Linked DNA regions of Homo sapiens: region 2 is linked to region 1. A link is an interaction called in ENCODE POLR2A ChIA-PET data of the cell type or tissue named here. Cell type or tissue: CD4-positive, alpha-beta T cell. All regions are shown on one strand. Each heading gives the region's core, and the rest is flanking DNA. Links, peaks and the distances in the headings are about the cores only. Region 1 has its middle 9.7 kb from the start of IL32. Region 2 holds the start of TRP-CGG1-2 (tRNA-Pro (anticodon CGG) 1-2).

Region 1 (4,381 bases), core at 109-4,108:
TGAGCCATTCACCCATGCCTCTCAGCACAGGGCCTGCCCTGGGCCGCATACTGTGCATTGTCAGCTGCTGTCGGAGCTGGGCTAGTGGCCGCCTTGAGAGCCAGCAGTCCACGGGGGTTGGCGAGCTTCTGGGAGGAAAGGGTGGAACGTGACTGTCAGGTACAGAGCTACAGAGAACCCCAGCATGAAGGAGTAGGTGGCAGGGGAGAAGGACTCAACAGAGATGGAGAAAGACTAAGCCCAAAGGTGATCAACAACAAGAGTGAAGGAGGAAGTGGTCAGCTGTGGCTGGGGCAAAACAAGCCCAGTAAGTTACATTGGCCTGTGTTTGGTCATCCAGGGACAAAGTGACCTTTTTAGTGCCGGTAGGCCCAGTGGGTTGGGGAAGAATTTAGGCGGCAGTGGGCTTAGGCATGAGAGGAGCGGAGGAAGAGAAGATTGAGTTGAGACCACTGGCTGGAGAACTTGACCAGGAAGGGAGGGCAGAGAGCGGCGTGGAGTCGGGGGAGGGAATAGGTCCAATGAGCGTCTTAGGATGAAGGAGTTGTGAGCACTCAGCACAGGATAAGCTGATACAAAGAAAGGGATGGAGGATGGATAGACTGACAGATGCATGCACAGAGGCAGGGTTGGATAGCATGACAGATGCATGCACAGAGGCAGGGATGGATAGATGGACAGAGGCATGCACAGAGAGAGGGATGGATAGATGGACAGATGCATGCACAGAGGCAGGGATGGATGGATGGACAGATGCATGCACAGAGGCAGGAATGGAGAGACAGATGAGTGCAAACAGGTAGGGATGGATGGACAGGTGCCTACACAGAGGCAGGGATGAATGGATAGATGGATGCACAGGGGCAGGGATGGATGGATGGACAGATGCATGCACAGAGGCAGGGATGTATGGACGGATGCATGGGCAGAGGCAAGGATGAATGGATGGATAGATGCATGCACAGAGGCAGGGATGGACAGACAGATGAATGCACAGAGGCAGGGATGTACAGAAGGATGCATGCACAGAGGCAGGGATGGACGGAGGGACAGATGCAGGCACAGAGGCAGGGATGGATGGACAGACAGATGCATACACAGAGGCAGGGATAGATGGACAGATACTGGCACAGAGGCAGGGATGGATGGACAGATGCAGGCACAGAGGCAGGGACAGACAGACAGATGCATGCACAGAGGCGTGTATGAATGGTTGGAAGGATGCATGCACAGAGGCAGTGATGGATGGGTGGGGAGATTGGATGGATAGATGCCGGTAGGTCGTTCTTGTCCTGGAGGAGGTGATCCAGGCTAAGTCCTCACACCGGGAGGGGCAGGAGGCGAGCATGGGGAGATACAGCTGTGTGTCCCAGTGCACTGGAAGTTACAGATGACATCGATGTCCTGTCCTGATGAAACAGGAAACACAATTGTCATTTGAAAGTTAGGGCTGAGGGCCGGGCGCGGTGGCTCACACCTGTAATCCCAGCATTTTGGGAGGCTGAGGCGGGGGGGTCACCTGAGGTCAGGAGTTCGAGACCAGCCTGGCCAACATGGTGAAATCCCGTCCCTACTAAAAATGCAAAAATTAGCTGGGTGTGTTGGTGGGGCGCCTGTAATCCCAGATACTCAGGAGGCTGAGGCAGGAGAATCACTTGAACCTGGGAGGCAGAGGTTGCAGTGAGCTGAGATCACGCCATTGCACTCCAGCCTGGGTGACAGAGGAAGACACCGTCTCAAAAAAAAAAAAAAAAAGAGACAGAAAAGAAAGTTGGGGGCCGGGGCTGGATGAAAGCTTGAGGGGCTGTGGGCCTGGCATGGGGCTGAGGGGAGTGTGCAGGAGCTGCCTGCCAAAGCCTGGGGCAAGGATGATAGGAGGTGCTGGGGCCCCTGTGGACTGCCCTCTGAGAATCTCGTGAGGCTGGGTCTGCACAGCTGTGGTTGTGTAACTTCCCCCAGATGCATGGTGTGACAAGGGTGCAGGAAGGGGTGCAGGGCCCGGAAGCTCAGTGTGGTTAAAGACATGCAAGGCAGGATAGAAGGTGAGAGATGAATGATATGGCCGTGATCAAAACACCAAACTTCAGTTTCTCAGAAAAAGGACTCAGAGCAACAAGAGAACCTACAGTCAACAAGGACATTCATCAGCGCACATGTGATTTGAGCAAGACCATTGAAGCCCCTGCTGAACGGCAGGCTGGCAGAGCCAGGGTACCTGGCCATCTACCTTGAAGTCTCTGTGCCTCAGTTTCCTCCTCTGTAAAATGGACATAGGGGACAGGTTTGGTGAGAAGTGAATGAAAACGTGTTTGCTACCCCTCTTAGGACTCATGTTTCATGCTTAGATGCTCAGCTAGTGGTTTTAGGGACCGAGAGAAATTTGCTTTTCAGTTCACCAGGTCGTTACCTATGAACCTGCCCTGAGCAGTGCTGACCTTAGTTAGAGATGGCCATGAAACTCATCCGCATGGGGTAATTGGGGCCTCCCTGTGGTGCTGCAGGGCTATGTCTCTGTCTTGGTCTCTTCAGGCCTCTCAGCAGCTGGAGCAGGAGCTGGCAGGCAGCTCACCGATGGATAAGGAGCTGGGCTTTGGCCAGGGCTGACATGGGAAGCGTCTCGGTCCTGCCGGTCCTGGCGCCTGAGCTGAATCCGGAGGGAAGAGGCTGCTGTGGTGGGAACAGGCTGGGAGCCAGGCCTGGCGCTGGGGCCGGCAGGCTGTGTTCTGAGAGTGCCTGCTAGAGGAGCTCTGTGTTCCCAAGGAGATGGAGGAAGACCTGGGGTGGGGGTGGTACAGGGTAGGGAGAGGAGGGGCAGAGGCTGTGGACAGGGAGATGGGGGAGGGGGGATGGAGGACTCAAGGGATGTAAGGGATATGGCTTGAGGAGGGATGGGGGCAGGAATGAGGGAAGGTCTTGGGTCAAGGACATGGACCTACATCCCCAGCAGATGGGGGAGATGGGCGGGGGTTGCTGACCATAGACTGGAGCTGGGAGGAGGGTACGCTGCCAGGGCTGGGGCTGCCAGCAGAGAATGGCACGCACCTTATAGGCTCCTGCCCCTGCCCCACTGCCCCCTCAAGTTCAAGTTTCTTTTTCTTTTCTTTCTTTTTTTGAGACGGGGCCTTGTTCTGTTGTCCAGGCTGGAGTTCAGTGACATGGTCATGCGTCACTGCAGCCTCGACCTCCCCAGCTCAAGCAAGCCTCCTGCCTCCCTGCCTCAGCTTGGAACCTGAGTAGCTGGGACCACAGGCGTGCACCACCATTCCTGGCTATTTTTTAATTTTTTTGTAGAGAAGGGGGTTCTCCTTATGTTGCCCAGGCTGGTCTTGAGCTCCTGGGCTCAAGTGAAACTCCTACCTGAGCCTCCCAAAGTGCTAGGATTACAGGAGTGAGCCACCACACCCAGCTCCTTCCCCTCAAACTTCTGTGCAAAAAGTGCTCCCTTCCCAGAGGAGGGTCCCCATCTGTGTGTAAGGTGGCCCCTTCCTCTATGTGTTCTCTGGGTCGCTTCAGCCCTGTGGCCCAGTGTCCAGCACAGCCATGCTGAGTGGGTGACTGGAGAAAGGGATCGTGGAGGATTGGGGCAGGGGGGTGCTGGGCAGAGGCGGCTGGGGTCACCTCTGGAAGGTGTCCTGCTGTTCCTGTTGGCTGCAGCTGCACTTGCAGGGCCTTCCTGTGCCCCCCTTTCCTGGTGCAGGGGCACCCTCTGCTTGCTGAGACCAGCTCGGTCAGGGAGATCTTAAACCAGGGGCGCTAGAGGAATTAAAGACACACACACAGAAATTCAGAGGTGCGAAGTGGGAAATCAGGGGTCTGACAGCCTTCAGAGCTGAGAGCCCCAACAGAGGTTTACCCACATATTTATTAATAGTAAGTCAGTCATTAGCATTGTTTCTATAGATAATAGATTAACTAAAAGTATCCCTTATGGGAAATGAAGGGATGGGCCGAAGTAAAGTGGTGGGTCTGGTTAGTTATCTGCAGCAGGAGTGTGTCTTTAAGGCACAGATCACTCAGGCTATTGTTTGTGGTTTAAGAACGCCTTTAAGCGGTTTTCCGCCCTGGGTGGGCCAGGTGTCCCTTGCCCTCATTCCGGTAAACCCACAACCTTCCAGCGTGGGCGTCACGGCCATCATGAACGTGTCACAGTGCTGCAGATTTTGTTTATAGCCAGTTTTGGGGCCAGTTTATGGCCAGATCTTGGGGGGCCTGTTCCCAACATGTCCCCCCTTCTTTGATTTGCAACTCGATAAAAGCAAAGGCAGCTTTGTCACTGTGAGTTACTTCTCGCAGGAGTTAGGATCCACATCTGCAGACTATACAAAGACAAACAACACAGATTAAAAGCACAATCACATCATTGAAATTACAGAGCTTCCAA
Region 2 (4,381 bases), core at 89-4,088, 96 kb after region 1:
TTAGATGCATGCTTTAACACACGACGCCTGTGATCTTTGAGAATAAAAAATTTGACTCCATGTAGATAAATCTAGACCTGACTTGTTCTTTTTCATTTTATTTTATTTTATTTTAGTTTATTTGAGACGGAGTCTTGCTCTTGTCGCCCAGCTTGGAGTGCAGTGACGTGATCTCGGCTCACTGCAACCTCCGCCTCCCGGGTTCAAATGATTCTCCTGCCTCAGCTTACCAAATATCTGGGATTGCAGGTGCATGCAGCCAAGCCCAGCTAATTTTCGTATTTTTAGTGGAGACGGAGTTTTACCATGTTGGCTAGGTTGGTCTCATTCCCGACCTCAAATGATCTGCCCGCCTAGGCCTCCCAAAGTGCTGGGATTACAGGCATGAGCCACCCTGCCCAGCTTGACTTGTTCTTTTTTGTTTGTTTGTTTGTTTTTGAGACGAAGTCTTGCTCTGTCACCAGGCTGGAGTGCAGTGGCCCCATCTCAGCTCACTGCAACCACCACCTCCGGATTCAAGCGATTCCCCTGCTTCAGCCTCCCGAGTAGCTGAGACTACAGGCATGCACCACCATGCCTGGCTAATTTTTTGTATTTTTAGTAGAGATGGGGGTTTCACCATGTTGGGCAGGCTGGTCTTGAACTCCTGACCTCGTGATCCGCCCGCCTCGGCCTCCCAAAGTGCTGGGATTACAGGCGTGAGCTACCGCGCCCGGCCGACTTGTTCTTTTTTAAAGAATTAAAATATGGTCTGGGTCTTTTACTTTGGAAGAGGGGTGTTAACTTCAGAACTGTCCTAGGTTCAGTTCAGATCCCCGCGAGGGAAGGGGATTAAAGAGAGAAGGAAGTTGAGCCTCTGAGCCCATTGCGCCCCGGAATCTGGGAGGCGGCGTGACCAGGTGCCCGGGTTCCATCCGCTGGGGCTGGGCAGCCCCCCTGCCCCCGCCCAGTACAGAGGCTCCTGCCGGGGGAGGCGTCCATCGCGTTCGCTTACTTCTCTAGACCAACAAGCGAGGGACGCGGAGACTGAGTTGGCTGCGGCCACCGGGTCCCCGGACACCGTCTTCATTCACTCCCACCCTCAGTCAAGCACCTGTACCCGCAGTCCTTTCCTAAAAGAAGAAAAACGGCCGGTCGCGCGCTGTCCAGAGTACTCAGTCCTGGATCCAGGAGGTGGCTGGCGGTGAGCTGATTTCCGGGTTCTTAAACCCGGGCCCGGGGCCCAAGGCCCCGCCTGGTGGGGTCTCATCCTGCAGTTTGAGAAACCGAAGAAGGTAGGAGAGGGAGGAAGCGCCGGCTTTGCCTGTGAAAGATTCTTTCATTCGCTCCATTCTTGTTCTTGCGCGCTGGATTTACCAGGCTAACAAACAACAGCTGATCACGGCAGGCTGGGCTCCTCTGGGACTCGCACCGGGGCCTCTCGCACCCAAAGCGAGAATCATACCTCTAGACCAACAGGCCTCGGTGGCGGGAAGCACCATCTTTGCTCCTCCACTCCCTCACCCCCCTCCCGCCCCGCGCCTTATCTTTCTGGAACCCAAGACTTCGTATTCTCCGCTCTCCATAAACGTCGATGCCAGCTCTAGGAGCGTGGCCGGGAGCCCACGATCGCGGCAGCGAGAAGCCCAACCAGAGGGGAGGAGGGAGTCCCCGGAGTGGGACAGCGCTCAGGTCTGGGGTGGGGTTGATCTAGGGCAAAATAGGGCGGGCGGCCTGTGGCGATGGGCAGGACCCTCTCGCCCACCACACGCGGAACTCGCTGGATCCTCTCCACATCCAGGCCGCGTCCACTGGCTTTCCAACCTGCTCAGGTCCTTAAAGAAGGATTCAAAAGGTGTTGCGGTATTGGCCCAACAGGATTTGACCCTGAGGCCCACTCTCACCCTAATCATAACCGCAAAACCACAGCGCCTGGAGAGAGAGTGAGAGAGAAACAGAAACGGAGCGAGTGTGTGTCGCTGTGATGCCCTTTGCCGTCGCTGCTCATCCCCAGTGACCTCCTGGAACTTTTTCAGCTCTTGCTGACAGAGGAAGACACGGGGGCAGAGCTAACGTCTGAGTCAGGGCAGAGGCGCTGGGCTCCATCCGAGGGAGGCTATGGGGGCGCCTCTGGGATGGAGCCAACCACCGGCGCAGTCGGATGAAAGGTGGGCTGGCCGCTCAGCCATCCTCCTAGGGCAAGGCCTTGGGTATGAGTCAGCAGCCCCAGGTGTGAGCGCAGACCCGGTAACCCCGGCGCAGGGGAAAATACAGCGGGGAGCCCCAGGCTGCAGGCCTGACCCTGAGCATCCCCTACCAAGCCCAGTGTGGATGGGCTCTGTCTCCAAGGGGCTGGTTCACCAGGGTCTCCCCGCAGCGACCCCAGAATTCTGCCAATCACTTGGGGACGGCGATGAGCTCTATCCACTTCGGAATCAGCCGATTTGTGCCGGATTGGTGGCAGGTGTCTGAAATGTCAGCGGAAATACACGCACGGGAGGCTCGTTGGTCTAGGGGTATGATTCTCGCTTCGGGTGCGAGAGGTCCCGGGTTCAAATCCCGGACGAGCCCTAGAAGTGGTTACTTTTCCCTTGTCATTTTAGAGAATATAGAGCTAGAAAATCGGGGACCGAGCCTGAAGCCTCAACTACCAGTCGCGTTGCTCCGCTTCAGGTCGGTCCAGGTCTGTGCCTCAGCTACAAGGGACAAGGATGCTCCTGAGGCTGGCCTGGTCGGCACTTGCCTCAGCCTCGAGGGAGTCCCGCGCCCTTCTCCTTCCCAACCCCAGACCAGAGAAGCTGTACCCTCTGCAGCCCGGGTCGCTCAGCTCCACATGGGCTCCGGGTATGGTGGAGGCCGGTGGTTGGGTTCTGAGTGATCGAGTAGTGTGCACGGTCTGGGCGGGCCCTGGAGAGCTACTCGTTCCTCGACCTCCCCTCCCCGCCCTAGAAACCCACATCTCTGCAGGCCAAGGCGGAGTCACAGATGAAGCTCGTTGAGAGCAGGTCAAAGCTGCCTGACCCGATGGCCCCCTGCTGCGCTAGCCAGGAAGGTGCCCAGGAGCCACATATGGCTCTTAAACACTTGAAATATGGCTGGTCCCCTTGAGATGTGCTGCTGTGAGTACAAAATACACATCGGGATTTTGAAGACTTCGTACCAAAAAAATAAGATATCTCATTCTCTCATTACACATGGAAATTAGATTTCGTGTCTACAGTATTGAATAATATACACACATATGAAAAACATATGTTTTATATCTAAACATATATATTTTATATGTGTTTATATATTATATGTAGTATATATGTATCATATAATTATATTAATAATATGATTATATCATAATAATATAATTGTATTATATAATTATACTTTTCTTTGAGAAGGTGTCGCTCTGTTGCCAGGCTGGAGTGCATTGGCACCATCTCGGCTCACTGCAACCTGTGCCTCCAGGGTTCAAGAGATTCTCTTTCCTCAGCTTCTGAGTAGCTGGGAGTATAGGTGGGTGCCACCACGCCTGGCTAAATTTTTTTTTTTTGAGACGGACTCTCACTGTGTCTCCCAGGCTGGAGTGCAGCAGTGCGATCTTGGTTGGCTCACTGTAACCTCCGCCTCCTGGGTTCAAGTGATTCTCCTGCCTCAGCCTCCTGAGTAGCCGGGATTACAGGCGCCCGCCACCACACCTGGCTAATGTTTTGTACTTTTAGCAGAGACAGGGTTTCACCACATTGACCAGGCTGGTCTCAAACTTCTGACCTCGTGATCTGCCCACCTCGGCCTCCCAAAGTGCTGGGATTACAGGCGTGAGCCACCGCGCCCAGCTATTTTATTATTATTATTATTATTTGAGACAGAGTCCCTGTCACCCAGGCTGGAGTGCAATGGTGTGATCTTGGCTCACTGAAACCTCTGCCTCCCGGGTTCAAGTGATTCACGTGCCTCAGGCTCCCGAGTAGCTGGGACTACAGGGACTCAACAGCACTCCCGGCTAATTTTTTGTATTTTTAGTAGAGACAGGGTTTCACCATGTTGGCCAGGCTGGTCTCGAACTTCTGACCTCAGGTGATCCGCCAGCCTCGGCCTCCCAAAGTGCTGGGATTACACGTATGAGCCGCTGCTCCCGGCCTCGGACAGTTCTTTTAGGGGTAGAGGGAAAGATGACAGGACCAGGCTCCCCATCCCTCATCTGCACCCCACAAACATGGACCCACAAAATTGAGGCTCTCAAAGGCCCCAGCTTACACATCTGTAATGTGAGGATAATGGCAATTAAAAGATTAATTCGAGTATTAAAATTTCTTCATGTTTTGGTAAAGCATGTAGAACAGTGCTTGAAGACTTCCACATTAACTCTTGGCTGCCCAGCCTATACATTTCAGACTTGCCCGATCACATG

Evidence for each region. ChIA-PET counts read pairs that join two places held together with the same protein. Peaks named below come from ENCODE experiments on the same cell type or tissue, not always from the same donor. Only the 100,000 strongest peaks of a DNase experiment are listed, where the experiment ranks them.
Region 2: POLR2A ChIA-PET joins it to region 1 with 9 read pairs; 8 of 35 experiments call an interaction of 5 or more read pairs at or near these places.

What each region holds. Positions count from the first base shown.
Region 1 is chr16:3,073,128-3,077,508 of GRCh38, forward strand. It overlaps the pseudogene LOC107984896. Among named protein-coding and RNA genes, the nearest start is that of IL32, 9.7 kb to the left of the region's middle. RefSeq lists silencers at 1,391-1,574, 3,962-4,121 and enhancers at 1,755-1,874, 1,945-2,034, 2,155-2,204, 3,552-3,601. In CD4-positive, alpha-beta T cell, for the core only: no CTCF peak of the experiment used is centred there; DNase peaks (open chromatin) are centred at 1,325, 1,974, 2,474 and 4,104; H3K4me3 peaks cover 3,177 bases; H3K27ac peaks cover 2,977 bases.
Region 2 is chr16:3,169,570-3,173,950 of GRCh38, forward strand. TRP-CGG1-2 (tRNA-Pro (anticodon CGG) 1-2) reads left to right here and starts at 2,479; the gene lies at 2,479-2,550. It also overlaps the pseudogene TRP-TGG4-1. RefSeq lists enhancers at 1,865-2,014, 1,911-2,651, 2,325-2,394, 2,415-2,464, 2,652-3,391. In CD4-positive, alpha-beta T cell, for the core only: no CTCF peak of the experiment used is centred there; DNase peaks (open chromatin) are centred at 1,518 and 2,132; H3K4me3 peaks cover 2,074 bases; H3K27me3 peaks cover 2,556 bases.